Linked DNA regions of Homo sapiens: region 1 is linked to region 2. Evidence: chromatin loops called from intact Hi-C (ENCODE). Cell type or tissue: sigmoid colon. All regions are shown on one strand. Each heading gives the region's core, and the rest is flanking DNA. Links, peaks and the distances in the headings are about the cores only.

Evidence for each region. A loop is a pair of places that touch in the nucleus more often than their neighbours do. Peaks named below come from ENCODE experiments on the same cell type or tissue, not always from the same donor. Only the 100,000 strongest peaks of a DNase experiment are listed, where the experiment ranks them.
Region 1: a loop joins it to region 2, with 3.0 times the contacts of the local background. A loop is called at or near these places in 34 of 110 quality-filtered maps.

Annotation. Positions count from the first base shown.
Region 1 is chr7:41,954,772-41,957,685 of GRCh38, reverse strand. No RefSeq gene overlaps it. Among named protein-coding and RNA genes, the nearest start is that of INHBA, 250 kb to the right of the region's middle. In sigmoid colon, for the core only: no CTCF peak of the experiment used is centred there; DNase peaks (open chromatin) are centred at 1,615 and 2,514; H3K27ac peaks cover 686 bases.
Region 2 is chr7:42,698,846-42,701,759 of GRCh38, reverse strand. All of the region lies in intron 1 of LINC01448 (long intergenic non-protein coding RNA 1448), which reads left to right. Among named protein-coding and RNA genes, the nearest start is that of LINC01448, 6.1 kb to the left of the region's middle. In sigmoid colon, for the core only: no CTCF peak of the experiment used is centred there; a DNase peak (open chromatin) is centred at 1,744; H3K27ac peaks cover 468 bases.

The sequences.
Region 1 (2,914 bases), core at 225-2,724, 740 kb after region 2:
AGCATGAAGTACCCCGTGAATCAGCCCGAGGATCATGCTTCACTGCCCACTGCTGAGTTCCTCCAGGACCTGGGTTGAATAGACTGGGGGCAAGCCTCAGGGGTGGTGGGGGGAGATTATTTTGATCTTTTCAGGAAAAATAATTCTGTAAAACACCCTTTGGCAATGACAGGAGTGGCATGCAAGGAGGGTGCTGGAGAAGGACTGGAGGTGGTTGGGGTGCCCTCGGACTCTCATGGGGCCCACAGCTGCCCTGCTGCTGGGTTCCTCAAGCGGCCAGACCCCCCTCCCATTCTGCAAGTTCCTCCTCCCTCCCTGCAGGAAGAAAGCAGGAGAGTGGGCAAGGGAGGGGCTGCAGAGGTCAGGAATGATGCACTCTTCCCTCAGCTTCCTCCCAGCCCCCAGGAGGCCGGTTCCAGCCTGACCCCTGCAAAGGAAGACCGTGACCACAGAGGTGGGATGCTGGGGAGAACTGGGGCCAAGAAGCAGGACTTGCCATCACCAGCTCTTCACCAAGTAAGGAGGGAACTGTATGTGGAATTCCCCGTGAGCAGGGCATGGACCTAGTTTTTTTCCTTTCACTCTACAGGAATATTGTAATGAAGTACCAGGTTAATTTCCTCACAGGTACCTCGACTTCCCACCCTGCCGCGGCTCTGTGGGGCTCAGCTCACACTTCCCTCTTGCTCCTGGTTTCCCTTCTCCTACTTGAGACTTCCCAGCCTGTGGCTGAGAAGTGGCCTGGCAAGTCTGCTAACCCGACTAGAAGGAGCACTGCAGTGCCGAAGAGCTGGCCAGCCTCACCCTGGGGCCCTCCGTTTGGAACCGAGGCTTGCTGTTAACTTCAGGAAGCATTTAGCATGCCTGGATAGGAGAATGTGCATGGATGGATTGGCTTTGCTCTCTTCCTGCGCCGCTTCGGCCTTTGTCCTCCTACCCCATCTAAAGAAAGACCCTCTAGTCACTCCAATTGGAAGAAGCTAAAACCTGATCACATCCCTACCTTTGAAAAAGATCCAGTTTTAGAATGCATGCTTCTACGCCAGCGGTAGAAGGGACATCTCAGCAGTTACCTCCCTTCTGTATGCCTGTTCCTGAACTATTGAAATAAAAACTCCAAATACGCATTTGGTCATACGTGGGACATGGTGCAACCGTCCTGGGGCTCTGCTCATGCCCTGACTGATGGCTGGAGAGCATATGCAAGGTTTACCTTATCTGAGGTCATCATGGAGCAGATACAGGAAGAGGACTAAGCACTCTTCTCCTACTTTGCTTCCCTACACGCAAAAACCTCTGCTCCTGGAAGGGTCCCTAAGAAAAGATGGGGAAAGAAAAAGCGCTCGCCCCCTCCCTGTGAACAGCCCAACCCACTTTGAATCCTGCAGTGCCTCCAGATGAGTGTTCTTCCCCTGCAGCTGGAAAGCCTCCTGTGCTCAGAAATTCCAGGGTCCCGACATGATCCATGCTCAGAAGTTGGGCTGCAGCTCCTCGGAGCTGGCAGGCACAAGCCTCCAGCCCTTCAGGGCTTGCAAGAGCCAAACGCGCTGCGGAGGTGTGATTCACTGAGTTCCCAGAGGAAAGGGAGGCAGCCAGCTGGCAGGGGATTACTGAACAGCCAGGCCAAGGCATTCCGTTGCTGTTTGGAGACAAGCAGCCAGCTACCTCCCTTCTCTTCCTCCCCCGCTGAGGCGCAGAGCTGGAGACAGGCCAGGGCCCTGGGGGAAGAAGAAAAGGAACTGAGCTGCCTCACTTACTACCAAGATAAGAAGGCTGTGGCTGCTATCCCCAGTGAGCCAAGACAAGAAATGCTTACATTTTCATTTGAAGATGATTCTGACGCCCCCAAATATTTATCCAAAATATACCTAGATGCATTGCCCAGAGAGAATTTTTTATTAAGCGGCAAACTGGGTAGGCAAGAAAAATTGTATTGGCTGAAGAACAAACAAAAAAGCCCAGTGTGTATGTCATAGCTCAAGGATTGGCTATATTCTCCTAAATAAGAGACTTCTTTCTCTCATGCCTTGGATATCTCAGGCTCTCTGGGGTGACTGTAAGTTACAGATTTATTGCTCAGCCATTCTTAGCCCTGATGCTCTTCAGAAACTCACTGCTTTATGAACCCAGGTCCCCGAGACACCTTCCATTTGATCCACATCTGTCCAAAGATGAAGTCATGAAATATGATAAGTATTTCTTCTGAAGTTCATGCAAAGAACAAAAACCAAAGATACAATCCAAGCTCCTTCCCCTTTGAGCTTAGATAAATGTGTCTTTTGAATTGAGATAATAGCCCAGACCCTTTCTCACCCACCTCTGCCTCATCTACAGGACAGTAACAACACTCTCTCAGAGCCTTCAAGGCAAAGGGGAGAAGAACATTCTGCTGACCTGCAAGACCGAAGGTCAAGGAACAGACTTTCCTTGGATTCCCTTGACCCAGAGTTTCTTCACTAGCTCTGCAGTTTTAGACAAGGTAATATGATTTCCCACTGTTCCAGCTGAACACCCGGCAGCTTCCAACAGGGTGATGATTCCAACTTTTTTGAAATGCATTCTGAGGCTATCCTAAATCAAGTAGATTTAACACTGAGCCAAAAGGAAGGCTTTGGAAAACAAGTTGATTTTAATCCAGCCTTACCAGCCCTGTGTACTAGAATTTTAGCTTCATTCAGTCACAGGGTTTCCACTCCTGAGAAGGAGTACAAAAAGGGTAAAGAAAAGGTGGTGCTCTGACACCAACCCAACTGGCTGGATTCAATTCTGCAATTCAGTTCTGGCATCAACTATGTGGAGGCTGGTGTCAGCGTAGACCCCATGAATTAAGAGCTCAGTCCTCCACAAGACAGTCCCGACTTCAGATGCCAGCCAGAAGTTGAGGGGGTTCCCAGGGCCGTTCATACTTCTGACC
Region 2 (2,914 bases), core at 290-2,789:
TCTGGATGCAATTGACATGTGAATTGGTGAACTGAGTAAAGCACAGTGCCCTCCTCAATGTGTGTGGGGCTCATTGAATCTGTTGAGGGCCTGATTGGAACAAAAGAGCTGAGGAAGGGAGAACTCTCTCTCTCTCTGTGAGTGTCTTTGAGCTGGAACAGGGCTCTTCTCCTGCCTTCAAACTTTGACTGGAAGTTATGCCATCAACTCTCCTGCTTCTCAGGGCTTCAGACTTGGACTGGAATCGCATTATCAGCTCTCCTGGGTTTCTAGCTTGTCAACTGCAGATCTTGGACTTCTCAACCTCCATAATCTCATAAGTCAATTTCTTATAATAAATCTCTTTAGGTAATGATAGATGAAAGATAGATGGAGGGATAGATAGATAGATGAATAGATAGATAGATAGATAGATAGATAATCCTATTGGTTCCATTTCCTGGGAAAGCTTTGATGAATATAGTCACAGAGATGGAAAGTGAAAGAATGAGGCCTGGCATCCAGGTCTATAGGTTTGAAAGCTGAGAATCCTCTGAGGTCTGGCTGTGACTCCCTTTGGGTCCATGGTTGGACAGCCCAGTTCTTACTCTGTGCCGGGTGGCACTGCCCAAACCAGGAATGGGGACTGTCAGGATTATCAGGGCCAGAAAGAAGGAGGAGAAATAGGAAAGAGCAAGTAATCATGTGAGCCAAGGCAGAAATGGGTCCCCAGTTCTTATCAATTGTTGCTTAATTTAACTTTGGAGTTTCACCAAGTTTTATCAAAGACTCCTTTCAACTTCTTCCAAAACTTGATGGTAGGAGCCAAAAGTCCTTCAAGGTCACATGACTTTATGGCCTCCAGCACCATGCCTGGCACATAGCAGGTATACGAGAAACCCCATTAACTCTGAGTAAGATGTCACAGCACTTACATAATTTTTCTGCTATTTCCAATGACTTCAGATTCATTGGGAAGCAGTAATGAAGGATTTGATTTCTAGAGGTCTCTTATCTGTCAGAGCTCCACATTGCCACCACCTACCTTCAAAGTGACTTCTCTATTAGGGAGCAGGGGGACGGTTTCGCTAACCATAGATGCTAAGACAGAAATTTAAAAATGCAGTACTCCCACGCTGAACCCAAGTTCTATGTTTTCCCTGACCAGAAGGAGTCTCTCTCCCACTTTACTCACTTGGCTCCCAGCTTTTCCATTTCAGGAACTGATCCTCACCAGATGGTGTTTAACTATTGTCAATGCAATGATTATGTTTATTTATCTAAATGTCCCTGAAGCTTCGACTGATGAACTTGGCTTTATTCATCTCTCTTCTGACTCAGTAAATTCTCTAGAATATAATATTTACAATCTAAGCTTAATAGAACCTCACGACATTGAAACATGATATGATTTTTTAAAACACAGATTAATAAATAAATCAGTACAAAAATTAAATACATGAGGATGAAGAGAAAGAAAGTGATCACAGAAAATCTGGAAAACAAAAAAGTAAAAAGCAGATGAAGCTTTCTTAAGTAGCACAAGCTAAAGAGAACAATGACCATTGGCACTCTGCAGTCATGCTTTCTGCTCTGTTATTTTTAACTTTTTATTGTTTTTGTTTGTTTGGTTAACATGGTTTCTTTTTCCTTTGCCAATTTGTAATAAATGAAGTAAAAGAGATTTTGTTAGAGTATTAACATGAGGTTCAAAAGTATCTGCTGCTCCTTCTGTTTCTTCGGACCAGCCTCGCTGCCTTCACCACCACCAGTGCCAGCTGCTGTCCTGCAGGCACTGACGCTGCTGTGTGGCCCAGGCTGGAGCTTCCCTATCACCATCGTCTCTGCATTTCTCACTTGTGAAAATCCTGGAAAACCCAGGATGCTGAAAATATTCAACTCAGTGTTTCTCCACTGGAATTCACTAGTTTCATGTTGTTACCTCGGTTTCCTGAAAGGCTGAGGTCAATCTTGAAAAGGTGACAGACAGCCTTATCTACTCGGAACCTGGCTGCTCTGTTCTTTGGAACCTGGCTGCTCTGTTCTTTCGTCCCTTCCACGTGCTTTTTCTCTGTACAGAACTGCTGACACTGAAGCAGATATTTGTACATGGAAATGATACACAGAATGCTGAAAGAGACTGGAATCTCTCCCCTTATCTACCTCCATGTGGCTGCTGACAACAGAGATATATAACTTCTGGGGTACATCCAACACATGAAAGGTTAGAACATCCGTATATAACCCACTACTTTCTTTCAAGAGGAGTTTCCTAATTTTTGCAATCACTTGGCAGGTCTATATTTCACTGCTTTATCCACTTTCTCCCCGCCCACCCCCCAACCCCGCTGATTGCTGATATAAATGTGGGTAGCAAAGGATCATTCCTAAGACTTTTGCCTGGGTTTTATAGTTGCTACCAACAATTTTGCCACAAAAACTACAAATAAAAATAGGCTCTGCAATGAATAAAGTAAACAAGGGGCTTGTAGAACCCCATGAATTGGCGTCTAGAAAATGGGCTTTTCATCTGTGTGCAGGCTCTTGGCAAAATATGTGCATGTTCACTAACCCATATGCTAAATTACTAAGTTTTACCGCATTTTAAATTATTTCACGTCCAACCCATATTTGCAGAGATATGTGGCAATCATCCAATTTTTTTTTCCTTTTTGGCTTAAGTTTTCCCCTTCTATGGATAAGAACAGAGGCAGACTTAAAGTAGAACTCTATTAGGAAAAATCTGCACGCTGCATAGGCTAACTGCAAATATAATACTTTAGTGTGTCTAGCAGTTGTGGATTGAAATGTGAAGTTGCCAAAAAAAATGTTTAGGGCAATTCTTTATACCTATTAATGAATGACTCCCAGGAGAAGGAAATAAAGTAAAACTCAGCATATGCCAACAGCTGGTGTGAATATGAAAAGTCATCTG